Regions from separate parts of the Homo sapiens genome. Here region 2 is linked to region 1. The links are chromatin loops, found by intact Hi-C in ENCODE. Cell type or tissue: stomach. All regions are shown on one strand. Each heading gives the region's core, and the rest is flanking DNA. Links, peaks and the distances in the headings are about the cores only.

What was found. Peaks named below come from ENCODE experiments on the same cell type or tissue, not always from the same donor. Only the 100,000 strongest peaks of a DNase experiment are listed, where the experiment ranks them.
Region 2: a loop joins it to region 1, with 2.6 times the contacts of the local background. A loop is called at or near these places in 6 of 110 quality-filtered maps.

What each region holds. Positions count from the first base shown.
Region 1 is chr7:92,610,373-92,618,463 of GRCh38, reverse strand. CDK6 (cyclin dependent kinase 6) reads left to right here. Exons shown (of 8, transcript NM_001145306.2): 7 at 257-392; 8 at 3,178-8,091. The coding sequence ends at 3,324. Among named protein-coding and RNA genes, the nearest start is that of FAM133B, 24 kb to the right of the region's middle. In stomach, for the core only: no CTCF peak of the experiment used is centred there; DNase peaks (open chromatin) are centred at 3,443 and 3,673; H3K27ac peaks cover 437 bases.
Region 2 is chr7:92,851,141-92,859,231 of GRCh38, reverse strand. All of the region lies in intron 1 of CDK6-AS1 (CDK6 antisense RNA 1), which reads right to left. Among named protein-coding and RNA genes, the nearest start is that of CDK6, 19 kb to the right of the region's middle. In stomach, for the core only: no CTCF peak of the experiment used is centred there; no DNase peak of the experiment used is centred there; H3K27ac peaks cover 492 bases.

The DNA.
Region 1 (8,091 bases), core at 1,216-6,215:
TGTCTGCTACCAGAGCAATCTCTTATCTCCTCCCACTGAATTTTACAATTCTTCTGTGAGATTACCCTCTCCCCCATGGCCACCATATTGCAGTAGGACAGAGATAAACAGAGACCCTGCCAGTGATAAAGTGAAGGTCTCCTGGGACTCTGCCCCCCATGTCTCCCCCTTAGATTTTGCCTTTCTCTGGAAATTGATGAGAAAACAGCTTCTGCATAGTAGCTAATGCTTATGTCCATGTGTGGTTCTTTTGTAGCGTGATTGGACTCCCAGGAGAAGAAGACTGGCCTAGAGATGTTGCCCTTCCCAGGCAGGCTTTTCATTCAAAATCTGCCCAACCAATTGAGAAGTTTGTAACAGATATCGATGAACTAGGCAAAGACCTACTTCTGGTAAGTTTTTCTGATGTCAAGCTCGTCTGCACTGTGCCAGTGAGACACCTGCTCTACCCAGACTGGGTGGTGGGCACAAATATCAGTTCAGTAGCTGCTATAGGCATCACATGCCACAGCCACATGGAGCAGGAGGCAACAGTCCCTCCAGAGGTTTCATTTTCACACTTGTAGCAGCTGGTGGCTTTTGATTCTGGAATGTCTTTCTGATCCACATTTTTTTAAATCTGCCATCTTTGAATGTTTATTTCAATGCAGGTTTAGAAGCCTCTCGATTCACTTTGACATATGTTTCTTTAGAAGTAAATATTATGTTTCCTTTCTTACAGTTTCATGCTACTTTAAGTAATTTGTTTGTCATTTTAACGTGCCTTTTCTTAAACATTCACAACTTTGGGGAGATGTTTTTCCAAAAGAACTATATAGCAATACTTCTTCTAGTTGCTGATTTATTTAATAAGTATTTAGTGTGCCAGGGACATATAAAATACCTCACTGAAAATAAGGACTTCTGTGCTCTGAGACTCTTAATGCTCAACCATATACATAATTTCCTATACTTGGAGGCCAGAACAATAGGTAGAAAAGTGTACCTGTTGGGCTGTTCTTGATGTCTGAAACCCAGTGAGTAATGAGTGTCTGCTTTACCTCCTGAATTAACAGCCTTTGATATCTGCTTCTGCCCGTGGGTGAAGCACAGGTCTTCTCCATGTGTCTCATGCTGGGGCCCATGCCAGAGAGGCAGCAGCTCCCTGGGGCATGTTTTTCTCATGATAGAAGGTATCGATGCTCCAGAAGGGCAAGCAGAAATATGCAATGCCCCTGAAGGTCCATACTTGGAAGAAGTACCCGCCACTCTGCCCATGTTCCATTGGCCAAAGCAAGTTCCATGCCTAAGGCCAACTTGAATGGAGGAAAGAATGCTCCCCCTATGGTGAGAGGGGAGAGAAAAGAGGGAATATGTACTAAAAGTTATCCAATCTACCATAGTATCCAACTCTTGACTAAGTTGTGATTCCAAAAGCTCATTTTATAAGTAAACTATTTGGCAATTAAACTAAATTTTCTTGCAGAAACAATATTATTAACACAAAGTTTTTTAATTAACCCTCAACCTGGCAACCTTGTTCCTGAAGTAGAGCAATAATAGAACTTAAACACCTTTTTTTTAACCATATTTCTATAGGACAAAATGTATTAAGACTTCCAACGTGAGATTCTCCCACACCCCCACATTTGGCTAAGGTGTTCTCCTTCTCTCCACCCTCTTCCCAGCTTTAAGCCATCAGTGTAGCTGTGAGGAAAGGGCTTCCTCTCACATAATCCTCTAGAGACATGTCTCTGTATTGTGAATGTATTCCCACAGCTCTTTTCTCTTCTTTCCTATGTCCTGGAGATTAAATGCCACTACCTAATTTTCTCCTTCTTGGGCTCTGGGAAAAGAGAACTCAGGCTCAGGAATTTTGCCCCTGCTTTCCGGTCCTTTGGGAATTCAGCCCTTGCAAAGCTTTTCTAGAGATGTTTCTTGCTGTTAGAGACAGTTGGAACCTTTCTACAGACAAGCTCTTTCTTCCACTTGCCCTTTAGCTCTTGATGTTCAGAAGATCCTATAGGGAGGCTAGCAACCATGGACTGATGGGGATCTCAGGATAAATCAGATTTCAGAGGACCCAAGAATTTGCCTGAAATTACACATAGAACTTTCTGTTTGTATTTGTTTTTCTAGGTCAGTAGCCTTCGATAGAATATTAGAGAGGTCCCTAATCCAGTTGGAACCTGACTAGGACTGTGAGCAGGAGTCCTATTAATATCATGGTTATGCAGACCTCTTAAGTGGAAGAGGTCTTCCATTAACCATGATAATGTGAAGTCTGTAAATTACATAGAAGACTGGAATGCATAGACATTTCATATACCCAGTTCACTTTAGGATGGAGAAGCCAGTGTGGCTTCCCTGCTACTTGTGAGCTCCTGTGGCAATGAGGAGGTCTTACTCATCACTAATTAGTGCTTGCCACCTGCTAGGCACCCAGCAGGAGGCGTTGATGGAAGGAGAGGAGGAGGATTTGAGTAACAAGATTACCTGAGGTAGGGGTGGAAATGAGACTGAAATTAGGGACACATTCTAACTAATTTAGGTATGGACAGTTTGGGAATAGAGATTGCTGCTACTGCAAAGGTTTCCCTTTCCCTCCTTTCACCTTCTACCTCAGTAGCTCAGCCAAACTGCCCAAACCACTTGACTAGGACCAGGAGCTTCTTAAGCGCAGGCACCAGCTCATTCACCTTGGTAGCCCTACACTTGAGCTGTCAGCCTGGAATAGAGTTTAGTGACTCGAACTGAATCTAATGGTCCCCTGAGAGAGCTACTGCTAGCCATGTGGCACCTTGGTATTAATTAAAAGGAAGATAGCCCTGCCTCTGAGTGGTGTAGCCTTGAGGCAGGATAATAAGTTACGGTGAAGTCTCCGACTGTAGCACTAAGTTTGCTAGCACTGGAAGAATTACTAAATAAAGTTATATGCATACTTTAATGGCTTAGTGAGAAATCCTGGGCAGGAAACAGTCCATAGGCACCCAAAAGGGTCTTCTCCTGAGGGACATTTTATACATTAGGGATATATATGAGTACTGTCTCCATATTATTTAGTGTCCCTTTAAATAAATACTCATTCCCACTGTAGATGCGCTTAACATATGACAGTGAATAAAGGGATAACTCTGTAAGTACATTATTTACATTGATGTATTGTATATCAACCAATTATTTTTTTCTTTATTACAGAAGTGTTTGACATTTAACCCAGCCAAAAGAATATCTGCCTACAGTGCCCTGTCTCACCCATACTTCCAGGACCTGGAAAGGTGCAAAGAAAACCTGGATTCCCACCTGCCGCCCAGCCAGAACACCTCGGAGCTGAATACAGCCTGAGGCCTCAGCAGCCGCCTTAAGCTGATCCTGCGGAGAACACCCTTGGTGGCTTATGGGTCCCCCTCAGCAAGCCCTACAGAGCTGTGGAGGATTGCTATCTGGAGGCCTTCCAGCTGCTGTCTTCTGGACAGGCTCTGCTTCTCCAAGGAAACCGCCTAGTTTACTGTTTTGAAATCAATGCAAGAGTGATTGCAGCTTTATGTTCATTTGTTTGTTTGTTTGTCTGTTTGTTTCAAGAACCTGGAAAAATTCCAGAAGAAGAGAAGCTGCTGACCAATTGTGCTGCCATTTGATTTTTCTAACCTTGAATGCTGCCAGTGTGGAGTGGGTAATCCAGGCACAGCTGAGTTATGATGTAATCTCTCTGCAGCTGCCGGGCCTGATTTGGTACTTTTGAGTGTGTGTGTGCATGTGTGTGTGTGTGTGTGTGTGTGTGTGTGTGTATGTGAGAGATTCTGTGATCTTTTAAAGTGTTACTTTTTGTAAACGACAAGAATAATTCAATTTTAAAGACTCAAGGTGGTCAGTAAATAACAGGCATTTGTTCACTGAAGGTGATTCACCAAAATAGTCTTCTCAAATTAGAAAGTTAACCCCATGTCCTCAGCATTTCTTTTCTGGCCAAAAGCAGTAAATTTGCTAGCAGTAAAAGATGAAGTTTTATACACACAGCAAAAAGGAGAAAAAATTCTAGTATATTTTAAGAGATGTGCATGCATTCTATTTAGTCTTCAGAATGCTGAATTTACTTGTTGTAAGTCTATTTTAACCTTCTGTATGACATCATGCTTTATCATTTCTTTTGGAAAATAGCCTGTAAGCTTTTTATTACTTGCTATAGGTTTAGGGAGTGTACCTCAGATAGATTTTAAAAAAAAGAATAGAAAGCCTTTATTTCCTGGTTTGAAATTCCTTTCTTCCCTTTTTTTGTTGTTGTTATTGTTGTTTGTTGTTGTTATTTTGTTTTTGTTTTTAGGAATTTGTCAGAAACTCTTTCCTGTTTTGGTTTGGAGAGTAGTTCTCTCTAACTAGAGACAGGAGTGGCCTTGAAATTTTCCTCATCTATTACACTGTACTTTCTGCCACACACTGCCTTGTTGGCAAAGTATCCATCTTGTCTATCTCCCGGCACTTCTGAAATATATTGCTACCATTGTATAACTAATAACAGATTGCTTAAGCTGTTCCCATGCACCACCTGTTTGCTTGCTTTCAATGAACCTTTCATAAATTCGCAGTCTCAGCTTATGGTTTATGGCCTCGATTCTGCAAACCTAACAGGGTCACATATGTTCTCTAATGCAGTCCTTCTACCTGGTGTTTACTTTTGTTACCTAAATAATGAGTAGGATCTTGTTTTGTTTTATCACCAGCACACAGATTGCTATAAACTGTTACTTTGTGAATTACATTTTTATAGAAGATATTTTCAGTGTCTTTACCTGAGGGTATGTCTTTAGCTATGTTTTAGGGCCATACATTTACTCTATCAAATGATCTTTTCTCCATCCCCCAGGCTGTGCTTATTTCTAGTGCCTTGTGCTCACTCCTGCTCTCTACAGAGCCAGCCTGGCCTGGGCATTGTAAACAGCTTTTCCTTTTTCTCTTACTGTTTTCTCTACAGTCCTTTATATTTCATACCATCTCTGCCTTATAAGTGGTTTAGTGCTCAGTTGGCTCTAGTAACCAGAGGACACAGAAAGTATCTTTTGGAAAGTTTAGCCACCTGTGCTTTCTGACTCAGAGTGCATGCAACAGTTAGATCATGCAACAGTTAGATTATGTTTAGGGTTAGGATTTTCAAAGAATGGAGGTTGCTGCACTCAGAAAATAATTCAGATCATGTTTATGCATTATTAAGTTGTACTGAATTCTTTGCAGCTTAATGTGATATATGACTATCTTGAACAAGAGAAAAAACTAGGAGATGTTTCTCCTGAAGAGCTTTTGGGGTTGGGAACTATTCTTTTTTAATTGCTGTACTACTTAACATTGTTCTAATTCAGTAGCTTGAGGAACAGGAACATTGTTTTCTAGAGCAAGATAATAAAGGAGATGGGCCATACAAATGTTTTCTACTTTCGTTGTGACAACATTGATTAGGTGTTGTCAGTACTATAAATGCTTGAGATATAATGAATCCACAGCATTCAAGGTCAGGTCTACTCAAAGTCTCACATGGAAAAGTGAGTTCTGCCTTTCCTTTGATCGAGGGTCAAAATACAAAGACATTTTTGCTAGGGCCTACAAATTGAATTTAAAAACTCACTGCACTGATTCATCTGAGCTTTTTGGTTAGTATTCATGGCTAGAGTGAACATAGCTTTAGTTTTTGCTGTTGTAAAAGTGTTTTCATAAGTTCACTCAAGAAAAATGCAGCTGTTCTGAACTGGAATTTTTCAGCATTCTTTAGAATTTTAAATGAGTAGAGAGCTCAACTTTTATTCCTAGCATCTGCTTTTGACTCATTTCTAGGCAGTGCTTATGAAGAAAAATTAAAGCACAAACATTCTGGCATTCAATCGTTGGCAGATTATCTTCTGATGACACAGAATGAAAGGGCATCTCAGCCTCTCTGAACTTTGTAAAAATCTGTCCCCAGTTCTTCCATCGGTGTAGTTGTTGCATTTGAGTGAATACTCTCTTGATTTATGTATTTTATGTCCAGATTCGCCATTTCTGAAATCCAGATCCAACACAAGCAGTCTTGCCGTTAGGGCATTTTGAAGCAGATAGTAGAGTAAGAACTTAGTGACTACAGCTTATTCTTCTGTAACATATGGTTTCAAACATCTTTGCCAAAAGCTAAGCAGTGGTGAACTGAAAAGGGCATATTGCCCCAAGGTTACACTGAAGCAGCTCATAGCAAGTTAAAATATTGTGACAGATTTGAAATCATGTTTGAATTTCATAGTAGGACCAGTACAAGAATGTCCCTGCTAGTTTCTGTTTGATGTTTGGTTCTGGCGGCTCAGGCATTTTGGGAACTGTTGCACAGGGTGGAGTCAAAACAACCTACATATAAAAAGAGAAAAAGAGAAACTTGTCCATTTAGCTTTCATAAGAAATCCCATGGCAAAGGGTAATAAAAAGGACCTAATCTTAAAAATACAATTTCTAAGCACTTGTAAGAACCCAGTGGGTTGGAGCCTCCCACTTTGTCCCTCCTTTGAAGTGGATGGGAACTCAAGGTGCAAAGAACCTGTTTTGGAAGAAAGCTTGGGGCCATTTCAGCCCCCTGTATTCTCATGATTTTCTCTCAGGAAGCACACACTGTGAATGGCAGACTTTTCATTTAGCCCCAGGTGACTTACTAAAAATAGTTGAAAATTATTCACCTAAGAATAGAATCTCAGCATTGTGTTAAATAAAAATGAAAGCTTTAGAAGGCATGAGATGTTCCTATCTTAAATAAAGCATGTTTCTTTTCTATAGAGAAATGTATAGTTTGACTCTCCAGAATGTACTATCCATCTTGATGAGAAAACTCTTAAATAGTACCAAACATTTTGAACTTTAAATTATGTATTTAAAGTGAGTGTTTAAGAAACTGTAGCTGCTTCTTTTACAAGTGGTGCCTATTAAAGTCAGTAATGGCCATTATTGTTCCATTGTGGAAATTAAATTATGTAAGCTTCCTAATATCATAAACATATTAAAATTCTTCTAAAATATTGCTTTTCTTTTAAGTGACAATTTGACTATTCTTATGATAAGCACATGAGAGTGTCTTACATTTTCCAAAAGCAGGCTTTAATTGCATAGTTGAGTCTAGGAAAAAATAATGTTAAAAGTGAATATGCCACCATAATTACTTAATTATGTTAGTATAGAAACTACAGAATATTTACCCTGGAAAGAAAATATTGGAATGTTATTATAAACTCTTAGATATTTATATAATTCAAAAGAATGCATGTTTCACATTGTGACAGATAAAGATGTATGATTTCTAAGGCTTTAAAAATTATTCATAAAACAGTGGGCAATAGATAAAGGAAATTCTGGAGAAAATGAAGGTATTTAAAGGGTAGTTTCAAAGCTATATATATTTTGAAGGATATATTCTTTATGAACAAATATATTGTAAAAATTTATACTAAGGTCATCTGGTAACTGTGGGATTAATATGGTCGAAAACAAATGTTATGGAGAAGCTGTCCCAAGCAAACTAAATTACCTGTACTTTTTTCCCATTTCAAGGGAAGAGGCAACCACATGAAGCAATACTTCTTACACATGCCTAAGAACGTTCATTGAAAAAATAAATTTTTAAAAGGCATGTGTTTCCTATGCCACCAATACTTTTGAAAAATTGTGAACCTTACCCAAAACCATTTATCATGTCCATTAAGTATATTTGGGTATATAATTAGGAAGATATTTACATGTTCCATCTCCACAGTGGAAAAACTTATTGAGGCTACCAAAGTGTGCCAAGAAATGTAAGTCCTTAGAGTAATTAGAAATGCTGTTTTCCTCAAAAGCATGAGAAACTAGCATTTTCATTTCTTATTTACTCCCTTTCTATATCAATGCAATTCACAACCCAATTTTAATACATCCCTATATCTCAAGCATTTCTATCTTGTACTTTTTCAGAAAATAAACCAAAAATAATCCTTTGGTCTCTCTATCTTCTGACCTTTGTAAGCAACAGAAATGTAAAAACAGAAGGGGTCCAATTTTTACACGTTTTTTTCTCAAGTAGCCTTTCTGGGGATTTTTATTTTCTTAATGAAGTGCCAATCAGCTTTTCAAAATGTT
Region 2 (8,091 bases), core at 2,037-7,036, 240 kb before region 1:
TTTTTTTTTTTTTTGGACAGAGTCTCGCTCTGTCACCAGGCTGGAGTGCAGTGGCGCGATCTCAGCTCACTGCAACCTCCACCTCCTGGTTTCAAGCAATTCCCCTGCCTCAGCCTCCCAAGTAGCTGGGACTACAGGCGCACGCCACCACGCCCAGTTAATTTTTTTGTATTTTAGTAGAGACAGGGTTTCACCATGTTGGCCAGGATGGTCTTGATCTCCTGACCTCGTGATCCGCCCGCCTCAGCCTCCCAAACTCTTGCTATTTTCTAAATTTCCTGGACAATGCCATCAATTAGACCAATCAGTTGTACTTTACTAGAAAGTTATATAACAGCCCCAAGTCAATTAAGTGGAAAGAGGTGGGTGAAGGGGCAATTCTGAGAAAACTTATTTGGCCAATTTCAGGTAGGTAAATGTCCATTATAATACTACACAAGGTATTTAACCTGGACTTTTCCTAATTTTGTTGTGATAAAAGCCTTTGTAAATACATTTCTGCACATTTAGCAGATTATTTCCTTTGGTCAAACTTGTTTAAGGATTTTGACTCATGAGTAAAAAATGATTTTCCAGAATGATGGCAAGACACCACCAGCAGCAGGATGTAAGCTTGCCTATGTCACTGCTCTTTACCATGTCATACTTGACATCATAACTTTTCATTTTTTTCTAATTTGATTGCATATTTAGTTCTAACTTTAGTTATTTTGTAATTTGGGAGCTTATTCCTTGCTGGCTCCCTGATGTCTTCGAAGTCCAATATAATTATATTATTACTAATAAGATCCCTAAATTCTAAGTCTCTGTAATTTACAAAACGCTTCTCTGATCAAGCACTTTTGGGCTTTATGAAGCGTCCTTTATATTCTTTGAAGTACAATATATACTTAGTCCCTACTCTATGACTTTCGGCTCAAGCATGTGTTTTAATCATCTCTGAATTCTTTGAAACACTTTATTCAAAGATTTTCATGTAATACATGCTCAATAAATACTTGTTGAGTATAATGTGGCTGTGTCTTTGTTTTGTGCTGCTACCACAGAATACCTGAAACTGGGTAATTTATAAAGAGCAGAAATTTATTTCTCACAGTTCTGGAGGCTGGACAGTTCAAGATCAAGGTGCCAGCATGTTTGGTATGAGGGCCCAGTCTCTGCTTCCAAGCTGGTGCCTTGAATGCAGCATCCTTCAGGAGTGAGGAATGCTGTTCTTCACATGGCATAAGAGCTCAAGAACAAAGAAGCAAAAGGGGCCAAACCCTCTCTTTTATAAAGGCATCAATCCCACTGATGAGGGCGAAGTTCTTTTGGCCAAATAACCTCTTAAATGGTCTCATCATTGCCTGTGACAATAACAGTTAAATTTCAACATGAGTTTTAGAGGAGACAAACATTCAAAGCATAGCAGATTTTAAGGAATAGAAAAATTCTGAAACCTGTTTCTAAGGTTCGTTATCCTCCAAGGCCATTTCTGTAATAGCAAAGAAAGGTAAGGTGGTTTGCCAAAATCTGTCTAGTCTCTCTAATATAAACATTCCCACCAATGTAGACAGTGCCATGTCTTCACATTATTGCTAAGTTGCAACCACTCTTTCTTTGACATATCTCTAGTATGTATCTTTTTTTTTTTTTAACACTACTCTTATTGCCATTATCCCGGTCCAGGTTCTCCTGATAACACTTGTCTTCACATAAGAAGGCAGAAAAAATTATATACCTATACTTGTTACACATAAATTATATATAATATATAAAATCATAAATTTTGTAGTTATTTATATTAATATATGTTGTATGATTATATTTATATGTTATATACTTTTATATTTTAATATATGTGGAGGAATTACATATGGAGATATTAACCAAGTTTTTTGCTGTTGTCTTGGTGATCACTACCTCCAGAGCAAATAGCATTCACAGCCTCTGGGGAACATTTATTTGTCCCAGAGAAAGCAGGGCACAAGTTATCATGAGGAAAAACAAAGAAGGCAATAGGCTTTTAAAAAATTTACAACAGAGGACTTAGTCTTGAAAGCCAATGAGCTTTTGATTTCAGATAGCCCAGTTTTTTGAAAAAGAAGTGTTTTGAGCACTAAAAGTTTGGCACTGAATATAAAAAGCCAAAACCCTGAAGAACTTGGTCCATAAAGTTTATACCATAGAGATAAGAGTAGTATCTAACAATAAAAGGGTGAGTTTTTCTGCCCCTACAAGGAGAGGTCTTGGTTGTTATACCACGGGCAGATAAGAGAGCTAGGAAGGAGCCTTACTCCACTTCTCCCCAGGGTTCAAACCAGAATGAAGTTCCAGGGGCTAAGTGAGGTGGAGTTTAGGAGTAGCCTCGAGCACCCGCAGTGTGATACCAGAGAACAACTGACAGCCACTGTACCCCAAAGAGAGGTGTATATGTGACTGAAAGGAGGCCATCAGATCCCAGAATCCTGATGGTTGGAAAAAGGAGGAGGTAGTTTATAGTCTTCATAACCAGGAATTCTGTAAGGTTGTGGTCTCCTAACATAGGCCAAAGGGATAGAGGCAGACAACCAAAAACCATATGGAATTTCTCTCTCAGCAGATGCCAGTGGAAGATCAAGGACAAATGAAGAGCAAATATCCCCTTCCTGGTTATTGCGTAAATTTAGCACAAACCTCCAGAAACTCAGATGTAACTTAAGGAAAAGTGCGCAGAAATCAATCCTGATTGAGGATTTTAAAATAAAATTGTAAAAACTGAGCTCCCTTAAAATCAACAAGATTAATTTTTTCACCATTATGTAGAATAAAGACTTAAAATAGAGGGTAAAATGAGAGGAAAGGGATACTAATTTCTATATTTATGTATAATACATAATACACTTAAGCATATATTATTACATAGTATAATTATTATATAATTACATATTATTACATAATATATTATATACATAATGCATATTATGTATAAATATAAAATATTTAAGTATATACTTACTATATTATATACATAATGCATATTATGTTTCTAGTTATATATAAAATATTTAAGTATATACTTACTATATTATATATATAATATGCATGTTGGGTATATACTGCCCCACATACATAATATGCATTATGTATATAATATAGTAAGTATATACTTAAATATTTTATATATTTCAATATTTGAAAATTTCCATCTGTATGAAAAAATTAAGACATACATGTTCTCAATACCAAAAATCATAATTTGAGACCAAGAGACTAAATATAGTGTGATATATCTATAACACACACACACACATACGCACACACACATACTGTTGGTAGTGATTCACTTTATCCTGGAAAGATAATATTAAATAGGTGGTACAGCTTACACTTGATAGTATCTTAGAATCAAGAAGCCATGTTAGTATTTGTTTTATCAAACTCACTGATGTGTAGACATCCTTGGAGAGGCAGAATGGCATATGATGCAGGGGTGAGACTTGAGAATCCCAACTTCACCAGTTTTGAGCTATCTAGGGCAAGTTTTGTAACCTTTCTGGAACGAATAATAAAATTCCAAACTTCTAGGGCTGATGAAAAGAGTAAATAAATTAATGCCCATAAAGAACTTAGTTATGCACCTACCTCATAGTAAGCAGAAAATAAACATTGTTATTATTATCATTTGTGAACATTTTAAAGCATAATGTTTGCTTTTCTGTGTCACGCTTCTGAATGTTATTTATAAATGTGCACGATCTAACTATTATACAACAAAGAAACTCTTGGATTTTAAAGTTAGTCTTTAATTTACACACAATCATCTCTATGGGGTAGAAAAAATTCTAAAACAAACTCTAAACTCATTCTTAATTTTAAAATGGTTAAATACACTTAATTCAAACTGCCATGTGTAATTGAGACCAAGAGTCTGTGAAAAAGCCAAGCCAGAGAAAATAGGAGATTCCAAATGGTGCTTGATAAACATTCATTCAGTACCACAAATACTTATACAGGGGAAAAGATGAATTATTTAATTGGGCAGCAGTTATTGTTAAAGGAAAATAAAGTGGAAAAAACTGAAATATTTAGGTACCTATCAAGAAGTGATGAAAGCCAGCTGTGGAAATATTCTGTAAGAGAGTTTCTGTATTACAAAGGAAATAGCTGTACAATGTCAAGAAGGGAACTGGCGAGATGGAAAGCAAGGAAACCCACAACAATAGTCATAGTCACAAAAGCAGTGTCCACATATAAACTCGGCATCTTCTTACTGTGCTGTGGTTTGAAGATTTTGTTTCATCACTGTTATCACCTCACCTCTGTGAGATCAGCAGGTGGAAGCAGAAACCAGCCAGGGGTGGACTGCAAAGAGAATAGAACTAATGATTAGAATAAGTCATGTAAATATCTTTCTTAAGAATTTGATGATGGAGAAATGTAAGGCATTAACCTAGTAAGAAAAGAAGCTGGGTTAGATAAAGAATGGTTGTTTGGATCACTTGTTTTAACTTCTGTAATGTCTTGAGCACACATACGGCCAGAAAAAAAAGCACGAGAGCAGGGGATGGCGGAGGAAGCCAGAATGTGTGGGCACAGATTGAAGGCTGAGACTTGGAAAGGGGTAGAAATGTTGCCTCTGGGATAATAGGAAGTAGATAAAAATAGGTTTAAGCCTAGAAGTCTGATGATGGCAAGGGAGCTAAACTCAGGGAATTTGTACCTAACAATCTTTTCTTAGAGAAGCAACTGGCTAGAAAATCTCTGAAAGTGAAGTGAGAGGAAATACACTGAAAGAAAATGTTGTTAATAAATACCAGTGTTTTGTTTGCTCCTTTGAAAACACTGCTTCACTTTCTGTAATGAGATAATTAAAGTCTTATCTCAAGAAACATGGTTAAATATGACTGCGGAAAACTCAGGCTATAAAAACTCAGGCTTCTAGGCAGAGTCTACCTATAGAAGGACTGATACCCTGCTTACATAGCTTTGTCTGGGGCTCAACAATTGCTTTTGATAACATTTTCTTTAAGAAACTTGGGAGTTAATACTGGGTATTGCATTTATAATTTATTTGGAATAAAATATTCTGGTACTTCATGAATGTCCTTAAAAAATCTAAGAAACAAGAAAATATTAGGGCCTTTCCCTAGTACGAAAAAAAAATGTCAAGCCTAGGAAGGAATTGATGTGTCCTTCCAGCTTTATTAGAAACCCAAACCACTGATTATCAGGTCTGGTGTGTGCTGCTTGGTTGCCCTGAACAAATGAGCCACGGACACAATTATAAAAGAAAGACATCAGACTAGGCAAACTATCATTTCGAAAGAATTAAGACAGCCATATTGTATGTTAATTATCAGCTCATCTACCTCCTCCCTGGTGTCACTTCTCTTCAGAGGCTACTTAATCTCATTGAGACAAGACAGCCTGCCTAATTGATACAGAAAACGAACGCCTTTTGATCTTATATCAAACAAGAGTTAGACTAAGAGATGGATACAGCAGGCAAGATGACTGTCTTCCAAAGGAGAATTAACGCTGCAGGAAGGAAAGTAGGAAAGCAGTAATATCTTACTTCGGAATTCCATAGACCAGGTTTACTTAAATAAGGATTGAAAAGTAATAAGTTCATCCCACTGAATGAATAGGGTTTGTTTGTTCTTAGTGATAAAGCACAAAGAATACTGCAGCTGTGAAATCTTTCAAAATTATCGATTTTCAGATAAGTGTTACATTAGTGATGGAAAGCACAATAGAAGTATAATAAATGTGAGAACACCTGCCTTTTAGCACTTAACTGTAAAGGACAGGGGTTTGTTAACATTAACCTTTACTGCTGCCATATACTGCCCCTACTAAATAATTTTCTAGGAAGAGAAGAAATTTCTTGGAAGAGACTTGTGATTTAAATAGCATTCAGTGTGCTTTGTATAGAAATTATTTAGCTACAGGGGTGAGGAACCGGCTTTGCAATGACCAGAGTATCTGTGAATATACTAGTGTGTCTGTGAAGTTATCAGGCCATTATTTATACATCAAGAAAATCGTAGAAAGGGATGTTCTCTATTCTAATGCAAAAGGTAATTTAATAATTGTATCTGTTACAGTTTACATAGTTAATATAACGGTAGTTCGGAGAACTAGTCCAAGAGTATGATTACATGAGTGAGATTAAATAAATGTTGGTATTCAGGGAGAAAATATTAGGAAGAATACAGTGTTTTCTTTTTAGATACAGATGATTTGAAAAATAACATGCTCTCTAGTTTAGTGGTTCTACCAATTGGATCACAGTCTTGATATATATGAAAAACTTAGGATATCTGATATTTGGAAAAGTATATCCTCCCACAAACTGACATTTTTTAAGGCCGGGAACTATGAAGAAATACTACAAAACACTGCCAGAAAGGAATGAAGGCAGAATAAAATAACACCTTTTTCTTACCAGAGACAATATCTATAATGATGAATAACCAAATCAACAACAATTAATATTGATTTAAATGAGTCTGGTAAAAAAAAATATGGTTGTCTGATTAGAATAGAGTATATGAGTGTCTTCAAAATAAATTCTGGCCCTCTTGGGATTTTTCTTCCAGTAATTCACAAGTCCACACTTTAAACCTTTAAACTACTCACTACCAAATTGTCCATTTCTTTCTTCTCATTTAAAATTTACACTGGTTCTTTGTTCTACCACCTTAAAGGCACCATGGCTGCTGTTTACTGAACTCCTATGAGACCCACTTCCACTTTCTAAATTAATGCAGCACGTGGCTTTTGATTTTCCTCCACACCGTTATTCTTCATCGTGACCTCTGACAACTTCAAAATTCATGCTAGGGACCCATGAGATACCTCAACTATATAATCCCATAATCTTGCTACCTGTAATCCTCCAACCCCACCCAACCTGAGTGATGCACCAGCAAGATCATTCGCTGAATTTAATTATTACCAGTGCTAAGAATATTCATTCTCCACACACAATCACGGTTCTACCACTGTACCTCTCCACCTTCCCATCTCCCTCTTTGTTTTCTGCTCACCAAGTTCGATAAACACTAAAACCCTCATAGTTTAATGCATCCATTAACTTTCTATAAAAAGGAAGGTTCTTCTAGTTTCTTCTTTTCAGCCCTTTTTATCATCCTTTCTAACACCGAGTCTCAGTTCTCATTACCCACCATATCAGTGGGCAAACTTACATCATACACACTCTCTAATTTTTCTGCTTTTGCTGATGAGCATTGCTGGAGAAAACCTGGGACTGCCCTGGCTCACTATAACATACTGATGCTAGCTTCCACTGTGCTGGAAACGCCAACAACAATCCTCTGATTCATTGCTGGGAACATTCTCCCTAACAGCTCTACAATCATTCTTACTCACTTACCCAAAGCCTTTTGTATCTTTTCTATACCATTCATGCAACGACTTTCTGAAGCAATCAACTACAAACTGGTCTCATCTACCCTCCCCTCCTCTTCACCTCAATATACAGATGTCTCTTCACTTAACTCTCTCCATTTCCATATGCCTTAAAGGCACTATTACCACCATTTACCTAACCCCCAATCCTATATTTTTAGCCTTGAGATCTCTCCTGAAGTCCAGTGCCACATTAAAAGTTTCTTATAACATGTCCCAGTGCTTAGTCTAGAGCTGGCACAGGGTTGATACCCAGTAGATATTTATCGAATGAATGAATAAATGAATCTATACCTGAATGTGCTACTTTCAAAACAATTCTAAAAAAAAAGTAGAGTTACTGGAAAAGAAAGAAAAAGAATCATCAAAGAGAAAGAATGTTTTATTTTGGGGTAGAAAGCAGCTTTCTGCTCCTTCTACTCCAGCTGCTACTATTATCTTCAAATCTAGTATTGAAGCATTCCAGCGATTTTTTTTTTAACTGAGGTTTTTAGGGTTGTTTGGAATATGGAATTGGGCATACATAAGATTAATCCAGCTGAAATAAAAACAACCTGATTGGATATGTAATATTTTAAAGGGCAATAGTTAAATACATATTACTTAAATACACAGTATATCTAAAGTTATATCCTTATAAAAGCAGAAGGTGCATAAAACCACCCCCGAACCATTCTGATCATGAGCATTCTTTTT